Linked DNA regions of Mus musculus: regions 1 and 3 are each linked to region 2. The links are chromatin contacts, found by Hi-C or POLR2A ChIA-PET in ENCODE. All regions are on one chromosome and are shown on one strand. The core of a region is the stretch at or near the end of the contact, and the rest is flanking DNA. Distances in the headings are between cores, read along the strand shown. Region 1 holds the start of Cd180 (CD180 antigen). Region 2 overlaps Mast4 (microtubule associated serine/threonine kinase family member 4). Region 3 overlaps Mast4 (microtubule associated serine/threonine kinase family member 4).

The links. Hi-C counts contacts between places; a loop is a spot of excess contacts on that map. ChIA-PET counts read pairs that join two places held with the same protein, here RNA polymerase II (POLR2A).
Region 1: a loop to region 2 is called in a map of v-Abl transformed pro-B cells, with 3 times the contacts of the local background. The contact joins the promoter of Cd180 here to the enhancer-like site in region 2. A Hi-C loop is called at or near these places in 3 of 37 maps with a recorded cell type or tissue (CH12.LX, Patski and v-Abl transformed pro-B cells). POLR2A ChIA-PET finds 5 or more read pairs at or near these places in 1 of 5 experiments (embryonic stem cell).
Region 3: a map of v-Abl transformed pro-B cells shows a loop between it and region 2 (2.0-fold over the local background). The contact joins two enhancer-like sites. A Hi-C loop is called at or near these places in 2 of 37 maps with a recorded cell type or tissue (both v-Abl transformed pro-B cells). POLR2A ChIA-PET finds 5 or more read pairs at or near these places in 1 of 5 experiments (Patski).

The regions. Positions count from the first base shown.
Region 1 is chr13:102,691,451-102,695,180 of GRCm38, forward strand. It overlaps Cd180 (CD180 antigen), which reads left to right and starts at 2,108. Exons shown (of 3, transcript NM_008533.2): 1 at 2,108-2,339. The coding sequence starts at 2,250.
Region 2 is chr13:102,896,886-102,900,599 of GRCm38, forward strand. All of the region lies in intron 4 of Mast4 (microtubule associated serine/threonine kinase family member 4), which reads right to left. Among named protein-coding and RNA genes, the nearest start is that of Gm30106, 9.1 kb to the right of the region's middle. Within about 2 kb of position 2,145, at least 2 of the 3 ENCODE cell types and tissues checked have a DNase peak (open chromatin) inside an H3K27ac peak, as active enhancers do.
Region 3 is chr13:102,743,784-102,747,956 of GRCm38, forward strand. The region is part of intron 26 of Mast4 (microtubule associated serine/threonine kinase family member 4); the gene reads right to left. Among named protein-coding and RNA genes, the nearest start is that of 1700099I09Rik, 14 kb to the right of the region's middle. Within about 2 kb of position 1,371, at least 1 of the 3 ENCODE cell types and tissues checked has a DNase peak (open chromatin) inside an H3K27ac peak, as active enhancers do.

The sequences.
Region 1 (3,730 bases), core at 858-3,357, 210 kb before region 2:
TTTTTTTACAGTCAAATAAAAGACCATACCGTATATATTAACAGCTAAAATTGCCCAGACCAATTTCTTGAGGAATGGTGAGTTTTCTGTCGCTGAGACATTCTGGGGAAGCCTGAAAAACAGTGCAGCCTGTCTAACCACAGCGGTGGAGCCAAGGGCTGTGGAGGGGAGAACTGAGGCATGAAAATCGTTTGAATGGGGTGACCTTTAGGGGACTGTGATTCTATACAATCTGGAACCAAATAAGGGCTTCATTCTTGCTTCTGAACTCCAAAACCTATCTTCCTATCTGTTTGCAATAGTTTAAATTTTAATCTATTTCATATTTCAGGGTATTATGCCCTGAATATTTGATTTGAATGCTGTGGCAGAAGGTCACTCGTATTCATTTATTTTTCTTTTACTCTTATACACTGGCAGGGAGTCTTTTGAATCCATTATGCAAACGCACGCAAATCATATGCAAATGACATGGCCTCAGAAAAATGACAAAATCTTATGGCCTTAACGGAGCCATCAAACCTTTCTTCAAGACAGAAAGCAATACACCTTTTCAGTGTCTCTGGGGTAGGAGACAATTTCCTGAGAGTGATATTTACATGACATTGGGATCGGTGGCTCACAGCCCACATCCCGTCCCTTTGCTTTCTTTATGTTTATGCAGGGCTTTAAGGTTAAGAAAGCGTTTTCCTACAAATGATCCCTTTTGATCCTCATAACTACCATGTGATATAAGCACAACAGCCCCAGTCTTACAGACAAGAAACTACATCCAGGGAACTGTGGTGTCTTTTTTGGAGGTCACTCAGATGGCCAGCAGTGGACCTGAGGCTTAGCCCCTTTGGTTCCTCACTGTGAGGGGTGCCTTCTGTGAGGTAAAGTGCCCTGCCATGCACCTTTATTGGCTTAGATCATGTTTTGCAAATAGCATCTTCAGAGGTATGCTTGTTGGTGAGGATGGCATTTTATGGAACGCCTCGTTACTGAGAACATCCCTAACGAAGCCCAAAGGAGAAGCTTTTCCTGCCCCTGTTCAGCCTCTGCTGAAAGAGAGGAGTGAACATCCCTTGTCCTGTCTACTATTCAAGTCTATTCAATTGTTTTAGAAGGCAACACCAGCTATCCCCCATATATCAACCGGTTCAAGGTCAGAAAAGACCTGTGGTAGCTAAGTTCACTGGGTAAATGCTTGATCTTTTTCTCTCCCTGCCACTCCTTGATCTTCCAAATAATTACTGCCCCTATTGCTTTTTTCTCCCCTCACCCCCTAGAAAGGATTTCCTGTAACCTGGGCTGGCCTCAAACTCCCTCTGACCTTGAGTGACCTATCTTCCTGCCTCTATCTCCGGAATGCTGAATTTCTGGTGGGTATGCCCATGACTGTTTGTTGTATGGGATGCTGGGGATCAAACTTGGAAGTTTAATGCATGCTAAGAAATCACTCTAACAACTGACTTATTCAATGTCAAAGCTATTTCTAAGGCAAAAGGGACCCCAAGCTGATATACTTATTTCTGCTCCAGCTGTCTTGTTTAACTTTGAGCCTTTTGTGAAACCAGACAAGGGGCTTTCACCTGAGCCATTTTAACAGTCCTAAGTCACTAGGGTGAGAGAGAAAGTAATCTGTCCACAGAAAGAACAGCAGTGGTCCAGGAAGCAGATGAGGTTCACTCAGCTAGCAGGACCGTTGGGCCTATCTCCTTCTGCCCCAGTCCCCAGTGTCAAAGCCCTCAGGTTTGCTGCAGGAAAGCACTCTGCCCTGCTCTACCCTTCTCCTAACCACTCACAGGGACAGCTAGAAGAAGTGGTGTCCATTGTGAGTGCAGCAAATTCCTACATCCACAGACTCTCACAAGGATAGAGACTAGAAATTGGCTAAGTGGCCCAAACCCCTTGAAACTGGCTTCAACGCAGTGGGAAGCATCGTAGTGAGATTCTAGAGAGCTGCACAACTCATCCGTGTGTTTGACAGGAAATGCAGTAGGCCATCATGGGGTAGGGCTCTTAGTTATTTTTGGCCAAGATGGTTGGTATGCAAAAAGAACTTCCCCTTTTTTTTTTTTTTTTTTTTTTTTCCTTTTGCATGACAGATCCACAAATGCTGAGCAGCTCCCAGCATTTCGGTTCTAAGATCGACCTTCTGAGCACTTCATTGCCTGCCAAATTGCCAGGGCTATTAGAGTGTGATTAGATTGCTTGGCTCTGAGCATTAGATAATCCTACGCAGCTGGGCTTGCTCTGGACCTGGGATGGCTCCGGACATCAGCTGCTTCTTTTTAGTGGCCCTCTTCTTGGCCAGTTGCCGAGCCACCACATCCTCAGATCAGAAGTGCATTGAGGTGAGTCCAAACTATTTGTCTCTACCCAGCTGCTGACACTTGCTGAAAAACTTGAGATATCGTATACAGATTCATCTGAGCTTTGGCTCGCAGTCTCTACTGTCCTGAAAAGGACAACGGGAGATATCATCAGGGGTTTGGTGCAAAGAGCAGATCCCCTCAATCCTGATGCCTAAAGCTGTTTGTCCACTGTCCTAGGACATGGTCACTCCCCACAGAACCCTTTGGTTTCTTAGCTGTCTTGAGAAGGGCTAGTAAAGACAGGCTCATGCCAAGATTCAGAAAATTTATAAGGATCATTGTGAATACAGATTGATCTTCTCCTCCAATTAGACAAACCCTTCCATCTGTAGGACTAACCAACCAGAGTAAATCTGAGACCCGAGGCAACTCAAACCTTCTGGTTTAAACTGTAACAATATTTATCAATGCATGGGAAACCATGAAGAGAATGGAGAGAGAGAGAATGGCCTCGATCTTTTGCCATCTTAAACCTCCCTACCACTGTCCTTGACCCTGGCCAGTAGCCAGTCCACGTGGGCCTGCTTGACAAATGGCGAAGACAGAAAAGACTGTGAGCCTTGATGGCTCGGTTAGCCGCTTTCCTACTTGGAGACCAAAAGGAGAATGTAGGCCAGGGATAGCTAGAAGTCAAGGGTATAAATTGAACCCAAAGCCAGGACTGGAATAAAGTCTGGAGCAGAAATAAACAGAAGCTTGTTAGCCTTGGATTTGGGTAGACTCGGGATGCTCCCAGACTGAGCAGAAATAGGATACCAGGGAAATCCAAGGCAGGGATGTTATATTAGTTTCTTTGGGTTTCCAGAAGCAGAGCTTCAGAGTGAGGGATTTTACACAGTAGGAATGTATTGTTTGTCGTTTCTGGAGGCTGGAGATCCAGGATGGAGGTAACAGCAAGGTTGTTTTCCTCTGAGGACTTTCCCTTGGCTTATCGTTGGTTGTCCTCTTGTGTCTCTCCCCATGCTTAAGTGTGTCTCATTTTCTCTTATTGGGACATTAGTCATGCTGGCTCAGGACCTACCCAGCATTCCTCATTTTACTGTAATCATATCTTGAAAGGCCTTCTCTCCAGTTATAGTCACTTGAGGCATGGTGTCCTCGGAGTTAGAATCAGTGGCAGGAGTACATGGTTGGGAGGATGGGACACAACTCAGCACATAAAAGAAGTAAAAGAGGGAAGGGCCTTCCTTCAGCAGCCCCAGCTCCACTCACCACATTTAAGCTGGGAGCTCAATGTCATGCATCATGTAGATGTCTTAGGGGGATCAGGATGGGGACATCACCTCAGTGACCAAGGACAAATGCCAGGCACCTGCTGACATCATCTCCAGATGGAATGGTCCTCCCATTCATTGGAGTTTCACAGAGCA
Region 2 (3,714 bases), core at 895-3,394:
CAATCCTGAGACATAAACTTGTGCTGTAATATTTAAAATTAGAACAAACATGGCTAAACGAGCATCTATATTTCTCATGGTGAAGAATGGGCCTGCTGAGCTCAGCTTTCTCCCCTCGAAGCCTATGGCTATCGGCTGTGATCTCAGCAAGATCCAAATATGACCCATCAGGTGGCTCGCTCCGCCCAGGCAATTTGCTGGGAACCTAAGTCATTAGTCTAAAAGACATGAACTTCCATGTCAGGTTAGAAACTTCCCAGACTCATGGAGAGCTGGTTCTCTGCTCTAAAGAGGTTGAGGTTTATGTTGAGATCTGCACTTTGCCTGCAATTATAGTGGATAAAAGACACTACACTAACAAAACCAGGGTCATTGATAAATTGAAGACCCAAATAGGAGCAGAATAGAAAATTCCCCAGGGTTCTATAATAAAGCAACCAACAGGGTGCTTAAGAAATGAGATAAACACTAACAATTGTCTATTCGTAGCCATCCATTTTACATTCAAATACTGACCAAAGCCTAAAGTTTATACTAAGTTCCTTTTTTCTTTATGACAAAACAATATGACTGTTCAGTTTGATATCAGTCCCCAACAGCTAAAACCCCCTCAGGTCCTGCTATTCTATAACAAAGCTTAAGGTCAACATTTTAAAAATTTACCGCTGAGTCCTTGACGGAACTCCCTAATTTCCAGGCAGATAGAGGGAAAAGAAAACAGAAAGTATGGGAACTTCAAAAAATTAACAGCCCGTGTGAACTTTTATTTAGAGATTTCTCTCGTTACAAAGTGTACCCATGTGTCATGAAAAACACGTTCGTGACTATTAATACATAGCCAGCTCTACTCATAGAGAGTGATGGCTTCCAATAGACAAAGTTATGGACACCACCCATCCACTTTCATCCCCGTGGCCCCAGGCCCTTTTTAAAAACATCTTGGCTCTCCTCCTTAACTTTCAAAGCGATTATTCAGTTACCATGATGTCACACTCAAATGACTAGATGACATCTAGTGAAGATAAGACAGGTTAAAATAAAATACCTCTGTGTGTGCTCACACTAGAGTTGGGCGTGCTCCGGACCCTGCTGGGGAGGGTCCAATCGGAATCTCTCCAAGGGAAGAGCTACTTTTATTCTAACCAATACACAGAAGACTCCCCACAGAGTTGTATAGCTCCAGCCCAGTTCCAAGCCTTCTTCCTCTACAGACCCATAGGGACTAAGGATTTTTTGATACCAATATCTACCAGCTTTTTAGTCTCTATTGCAAAGCTTATGACTCCCCTGCTTTAAAAGATACTATTTAAACTCCTGATACCAGATATATTTGTAAAGAAAACCAGGCAAAGCCATAAAAGACTAACACATTCTTTCTCATATCCTACCTCCCTGTCCCAGTATCCTGGACCTTAAAGCAGCCAGCCAGAGAAGCACAAACGCACTGCCTAGTTACAGGGTGAAGAGCTGTGACTCCTTCTCCAAAGCATAAGCTTCCATGTCCTCATCGATTATTTCCAATGCATTTTTTTTTTTTTGGAAACCCACTTTTTTCACTTTATACATTCCTCACTGCTCTGCCTCCTCCTCCATCACCATACACCTGAACATTACAGGGCAGCAGTGACAACTTGGGAGCTCCCATTCTGAGCCAGGCTGGCCTTGAACTCTGAGAATCCACCTGCCTTTGTTCTCCTGATTGCTGCGATCTGGTCAGCCTTAAGGGGGAACTGCAGAGACTGTCAGAACTCCCTATGCTAGGCGGAAACCCAGGCTCTCAGCAGACAGCAGCAAGAGCCGTATATACCAAAGTCTTGGAGTAGAGCCCTCTCTTCCCTGGATGAATTATTCGGGGAAAAGGCTGGGCACGGTGTGGCAGGGCCGGGGAGGAGGGGTGAGCTCTACAAGGCAGCTTCAGGGCACATTAGCCAAGCTGGAGCTGACTGGATGAGAGGATGACAGGGCGAGTCCTGCAGCAATAGGCAAGGCACAGTGGAGAACGTGAAGACAGGAGAGGGATGAAAGGAAGCAGTTATGAAACAGGCCTGGGCAAGGCCAGGAGTGGGAGGAAATGGCTCAGGGACTCAGGGAGGGGCCTAGCCCGCAGGTCAGGCGTGGAGAGGCGAGGAGGAGCCACAAGTGGGGCCTGGTTTCGGCCACCTGTGGAACCAGCTGCTGAGAAACGGCCTGGTGCCAGGGCTCAGGAGGGAGCCAACAGTGAGGGGAATTAGGCCCAAGAAGATCCGGGGCTTTATGTGGGTTCATATGTCTGTTTGCGGACAGGGTCTCACAGTATAGCCCCGGCTAGCCTAAAACTTGTCCCATAGACCAAATAGCCTGAACATGCAGCAATCCTCCTGCCTCTTCCACCAGAGTGCTGCTGATATTACAGGTGTAGGCTACCGCACCCAGCTGAGTCAAGGCTTTAAAGTGAAACTCCAGCAGCAAGCTCAGAGGGAAGAGAAGGAGAGGGGAGGGGAGGAGAGGGGAGGGGAGAGGAGGGGAGGCGAGGTTCACAGGCTGTGGGAGGAACTTGAACTTCCAGGGAGGATGTGAAAAGGAAACTTCTGCCCTTGCCAACTCTGGTGATGGAGCAGCCCATGGGGTGAGCAGACGGTGAGTAAGGGGATGTGATTCAGGAACGAGGCTCCTGGGCTGCCTGAACATATAAGGCTTGGTGCCACGATGCATGACCTCTGGGTTTATCTGCCCACAAAAGGTGGTCACCACCCAATCTGCATTTCCTTGCTTCACACCAACCGTGCTGGTCAAATGACAACTCAGAGTACCACTGGACAACTGTTGATGCTGGGGGCACTGATGGTCTCCCCACTGTGTGAGCCAGAGACAACACTCACGCACGCATGCACACAGGCCACCCTTCACTCTTGGGGGACTTATCCCCTTGAAAGTCATCTCTGCCCATTCCTTCAATGACGCTGTTTTTCTTCCAGACTAAGATAATCTACACCTCCCATGGTATAAATGATGGTTTCCAGGTCAATGCCCTATACCTAAATTCAACTTCCTGTCTGGGGACTTTCTTTTTGTCCTTCCTGCCTCAAGAGACTTTGATGTTGCCAGACAGTTGCCCCCCCCCCAAATGTTTCTCACAGTCTTCAGCCTCCCTTTAAATATTACCTTTTCAAAGGGACTTCCCTAGCCTCTTTATTTAAAGCAGTCCCCACTCCACACCCACAAGGTTACTCTCTCTCTCTCTCCCTCTCTCCCTCTCTCCCTCTCTCTCTCTCTCTCTCTCTCTCTCTCTCTCTCTCTCTCTCTCTCTCTCTCTCCCTTCCACACTCTTGCAGCTGTCGGAACACTGACCCCAATTTGGCAATGGGCTTCTTTAGATATCTGTTTACTGGTGAGGCTGACTTATTCACTACTGTAGTCCTTGCCTCAGCATGAACGGAAGGCAGGAATGAATTCCCAGTGGTCCTTCAAACAGAATCAAAACTCCACAAATGTGGTTTTAACTGTGTGTGTGGGAGGAGGGGGATACAAGAAGCAACTCCAGGTATCCATCCCCCCCACCCTACTACCCCCGCTCCAACCGGCCTTCTCCCATTCCCCACGTTTGCGTGTTTGCTGACTACCACCCAGATGGCCCTCAAGCCAAAACCACTTTCCAGGGCCACGGTGGAATCCTTGCTTGTCCAAGGACAATGGCTCACTGACTGGCTCCTATCAAGTTAAGAAGTTCACATCCTT
Region 3 (4,173 bases), core at 121-2,620, 150 kb before region 2:
AATTGAAAACACAGTGTTTTTATTATTGCCTTCATAGCTCTTCATATATCATTTTAGAAGTATAATCTCCCACCTAATAATAGATTTGCAGAAAATATTTTAGGTAGGTGGGGTCTGAATTCCAACAGAAAGGTAAGTCATATGTCCTACATGTAGGTGCAAAACTTTAAAACATTTACATTTTCTTTAACGGGAGAGGTTGGCTTATTTCTCACCAAGTGGAAAATTCGCTATTGAAGATTCGTGGAAGGAGGCCTTCATGAATGGGATGAAAAGGGGCAACAAGGCTGCTGGGACTTATCTTTCAAAAGTGTTCTTTGCTACTTTCCTATACTGAGTGCACACACACCTCCATATGATCACTAGGTTGATATCCCATGAGCCACTGGGGCTTGTATTCCAATGCATCTCAACATTGCCTTTTTTTTTTTTTTAAAGCACAGTCTAACACTGTAGATCAGGCTAGCCCAGAACTCACAGGGTAGCCCACACTGGTCTCAAACATGTGCCAGTTCTTCCTCGTCAGCCTCTGGAGGGCTAGAATTGTGGTTATGTCCCGTCACACCTGGCTCAGACTTTCATATCCTAGTAGGAGGCTAACAATGCCACCTGGTGTTTTAAAAATACAATTTAGCTTTAAAGTCATTCTCATGTATAATCTTTATTCTTATAATCAAGATCCGAGGGTTGGGTCACTACTCCTGAGGTGAGAAAGGACTGTCATTGTTGGACTATAGATAATGATAACAGTTTCAAGGACCCCTGAGATTCTTGCTCTCAGAGTCATGGTGGTAAATGGAACCATCAAAGTCTGGCTACTCTGTCCTTCATCCCCCAGTGCCCCTCCTTCCCGATCTGCTCCGCATGGGCAGCGGGTGCTTGGTCCCCTCTACCTCTCCAGTGCCTGGCTTGTGTCCACCACAGTGGCGGTCAGCAAACCATCATGGGCCATGTGGGGCATGCTCAGAGAACTAGATCACTGAAAAACGAAGGAGGCATAAGCATGATAAAATTGTGAATGATAAATTAGAGTACAAATCATGAGTGCTTCTCACTAGAAAATGGAGAGGAGCAGGGCCCGCTGACTCAGCATGTATTGAGGCTCTGAATAAATGCCCCCTTCCACAAAAGCTAAACCTACTTTTTGTTTGTTTCTACTTATGACTTTTCAAAAAGCGGTTTGTTGGACTGATATTCATACACCAAAGACAGCTCCTGTAGTAAAAAATGCACAAGGTGCATCATGCAAATATTAATCAGAAGCATCAGGAGAAATGGTAAATGAATAGAAAAAAAAAAATACTGGGTGCTGTTTGCGAAGCCTGCCACCTAGTGGATCCACCTAGCTACAGCAGGAGCTACAAGGAAGCTGGGGCGTGAGAGAACTCTGTGATAGCTGTCTGAGAAAACAATAGCAGCAGCAACAGAACTAGGCAAGCTGACTGCTAGATGTCTGCTTAGTTTGCTCTGACTTGCAAGTCTTTCCGGGTTTCAGTGCACAAGGGGAGAGGAGAAGTTTTAAGTGGGCTGAACTGAGTCAAGGTTTCTTCCTTCTGGCCTCCCTTGTGTTGTGGCCCTGACTCTCATCCTCCGCCCTAGCTCCAGCCTGCTAGCACACCTTACCCCAACATGAACCAAGGCCTCAACCTACTAGGCTCACTGTGTACTTCCCAACACCTGAGACCCACCCACCTCACATTTGCATTTCTATCCATGTTGCCTGGGCTATCCCTACTTCTCCTCAACTCCCCGAACCATCATTTAAGGCCTGTACAGATTAACCCTCAGTTCTCTTGAGCTTTTTCGATGCCAGTAGTCTTTCCTTCTTGGGAACTTCTGCCACGTTTACAGTCTGTTCCTTAGGTTTAGCACTTTGATTATAGCCTGGTGATGCTAGGCCTTCCTACTGTGAGCACTGGATGATGAGGCACTCCTAATTAGATGCTTGTGTTGGAGAAGTGTGTGGTAGGCACTGAAAGCACAGCCTCTGACTCACGCTGCCTGGGTTGAAATCACTGACCTAGCAGATGGTTGTGGCTGCCTTGCTCATGGCTCTCTACTTTGGTTTGTGTGTCTGGAAAATGGGGACACCTCTATTTATAGCATCTGCCTCAGAGAAGAACCGAGGGTCACATGAATTTGTGTAAAACCCAGCAGAGCCTGGCGGGTGCCAAGTACTCTTGCTTCATTAGCTATGTATGTGTATGAGTTTTGTGTAGGATCGTGTGTGTGTGTGTGTGTGTGTGTGCGTGCACGTGTGCACACGCACAAGCATGTGAGGCCAGAAGACATCCTTGTTTCTTGATACATGATCTGAAACTCACCAAGTAGGCTGACCTGGCTGACCAGCAAAGCCTGTGACATTCCTGTCTCTACTCCCCAGTGGTGAGTGCACAAGTGCCACTGACTGCAGGTGTCTGCACCCCGTGTGGTTTTAGAGCAGTGGTTCTCCACCTGTGGGTCATAACCCCTTTAGGGGATCACATGTCAGATATTCACATTAGGATTCATAACAGTAAGAAAATTACTGTATGGAGTAGCAATGAAAATACTTTATGACTGGGGGCCACCACCACATGGAGAACTGTAATAAAGGGTCACAGCATTAGGGGGCTGAGGACCACTGTTCTAGAGGATCAAACTCAAGTCCCCATGCTTGCCAGGGAAGTACTTTACCAACGGAACTATAACCTCAGCTCCCCATCAGCTATTTCCCTGAGTTGTTTTAGATGACGCTTGCAGCATTTAGCCCAAAGCTCTGGAAATACAAGGAAATACGGAAGGATGACAGTCATGCCATTTGGTTGTCCCCACCCCATACTTGAGAAGCTCCCAGAGTTCCTGAAGTTCCTGAACCAAGTGCTGGTGAGGCCTAGAGGTTTTCTTATGCACCAAGAATTTAAACAAAGTAATACGGCTGAGTGGAAAGTTCCTTAATTATAGGGTTAAGCCTGACCTGTTATCGCTCGAGCAAAGGCTGAAAACTGGGACACTATGGTCTCCATCTACGAAAGACCATGAAGTTATTTTAGAAAGACTGATGCTGTCCCACGATCAAGCTCTCCTGGAAGGGAAGGAATGAGGGACCTGACCATCCACTCATCCCAGGAGTCTACACTGCTGACTGCTGTTGGACCCGCCTCCCTGTACTCGTGAGCTGAAGGTTCCACAGCAGGGCTACTTCAACGCTGTAAGGGGAAATGAGACTCAAGGTGCAGCAATGAGATGTAGAAAGTGCTCCTGGTGTTCTCAACCCACGAGACAGATACTGTAGTTCCTGTGCTTCTACATGTGTGCACACAGCCCTACTAGTGATCTTGCTGCTGTTTCCTAAGGATGCCATGAGAGGCTGTAAATTAGCATCAGCCAGGTATACTACACAGAGGCTGTAAATTAGCATCAGCCAGGTATACTACACAGAGGCTGTAAATTAATCAGCCAGGTATACTACACAGAGCTGCCACTGCAGTATGAAGCCGGCCATGGCGTGTAGACGCCCACTGCCGATGCTGGTCACTTTACACTCTTTGTTCAAGAACTGCTGCTTAAGTTTGGCAGAAAGCTGCATGATTACGCAATTCGCCCGCCCGCCGGGGCGATAATTAAATCCCTTGCATCTTCTTTGTTTCGTTACACTAGCTACTGCTCCTGGGTGCTTCCTTTATGATCCAGAGGCAGGATCTACTGCCTTAAATGTGTGCCAGAGCACTCTACAGCTTCAGGAAGTGCCATGGCATAGCACACCCCACCATGTTCGCACCCTTGCAGTGGCCCACAGTGACTGTACCCTCTGATGGAGCTGTAGGTTGTAGGAGGTGATCACAGTCACAAGGTGAGGTGAAAGGTCACACAGAGGGCCAGCTGGCTCTCTAAGACATTTCCAAAGACCTTTCTAGGGGGAGGGGGACTACATATACAATCTCACAGAAGCAAGAAGAGAGGTTTAGAAATCCAGAATCATGTTAACATATAACATAAATTCAGCTTATTTTTCTTCTTCCATAAACATCTATATTCTATGAAATAAATACATGCTGAGGTAGGAGCTATTTTGCATATAACACACTACTGTTATGAAGAGTGCAATATATATTATATAAAATACATATATATACATGCATATAGGACATATTCTATATTATACTGTATATATATAATTTACCAGCACAGATA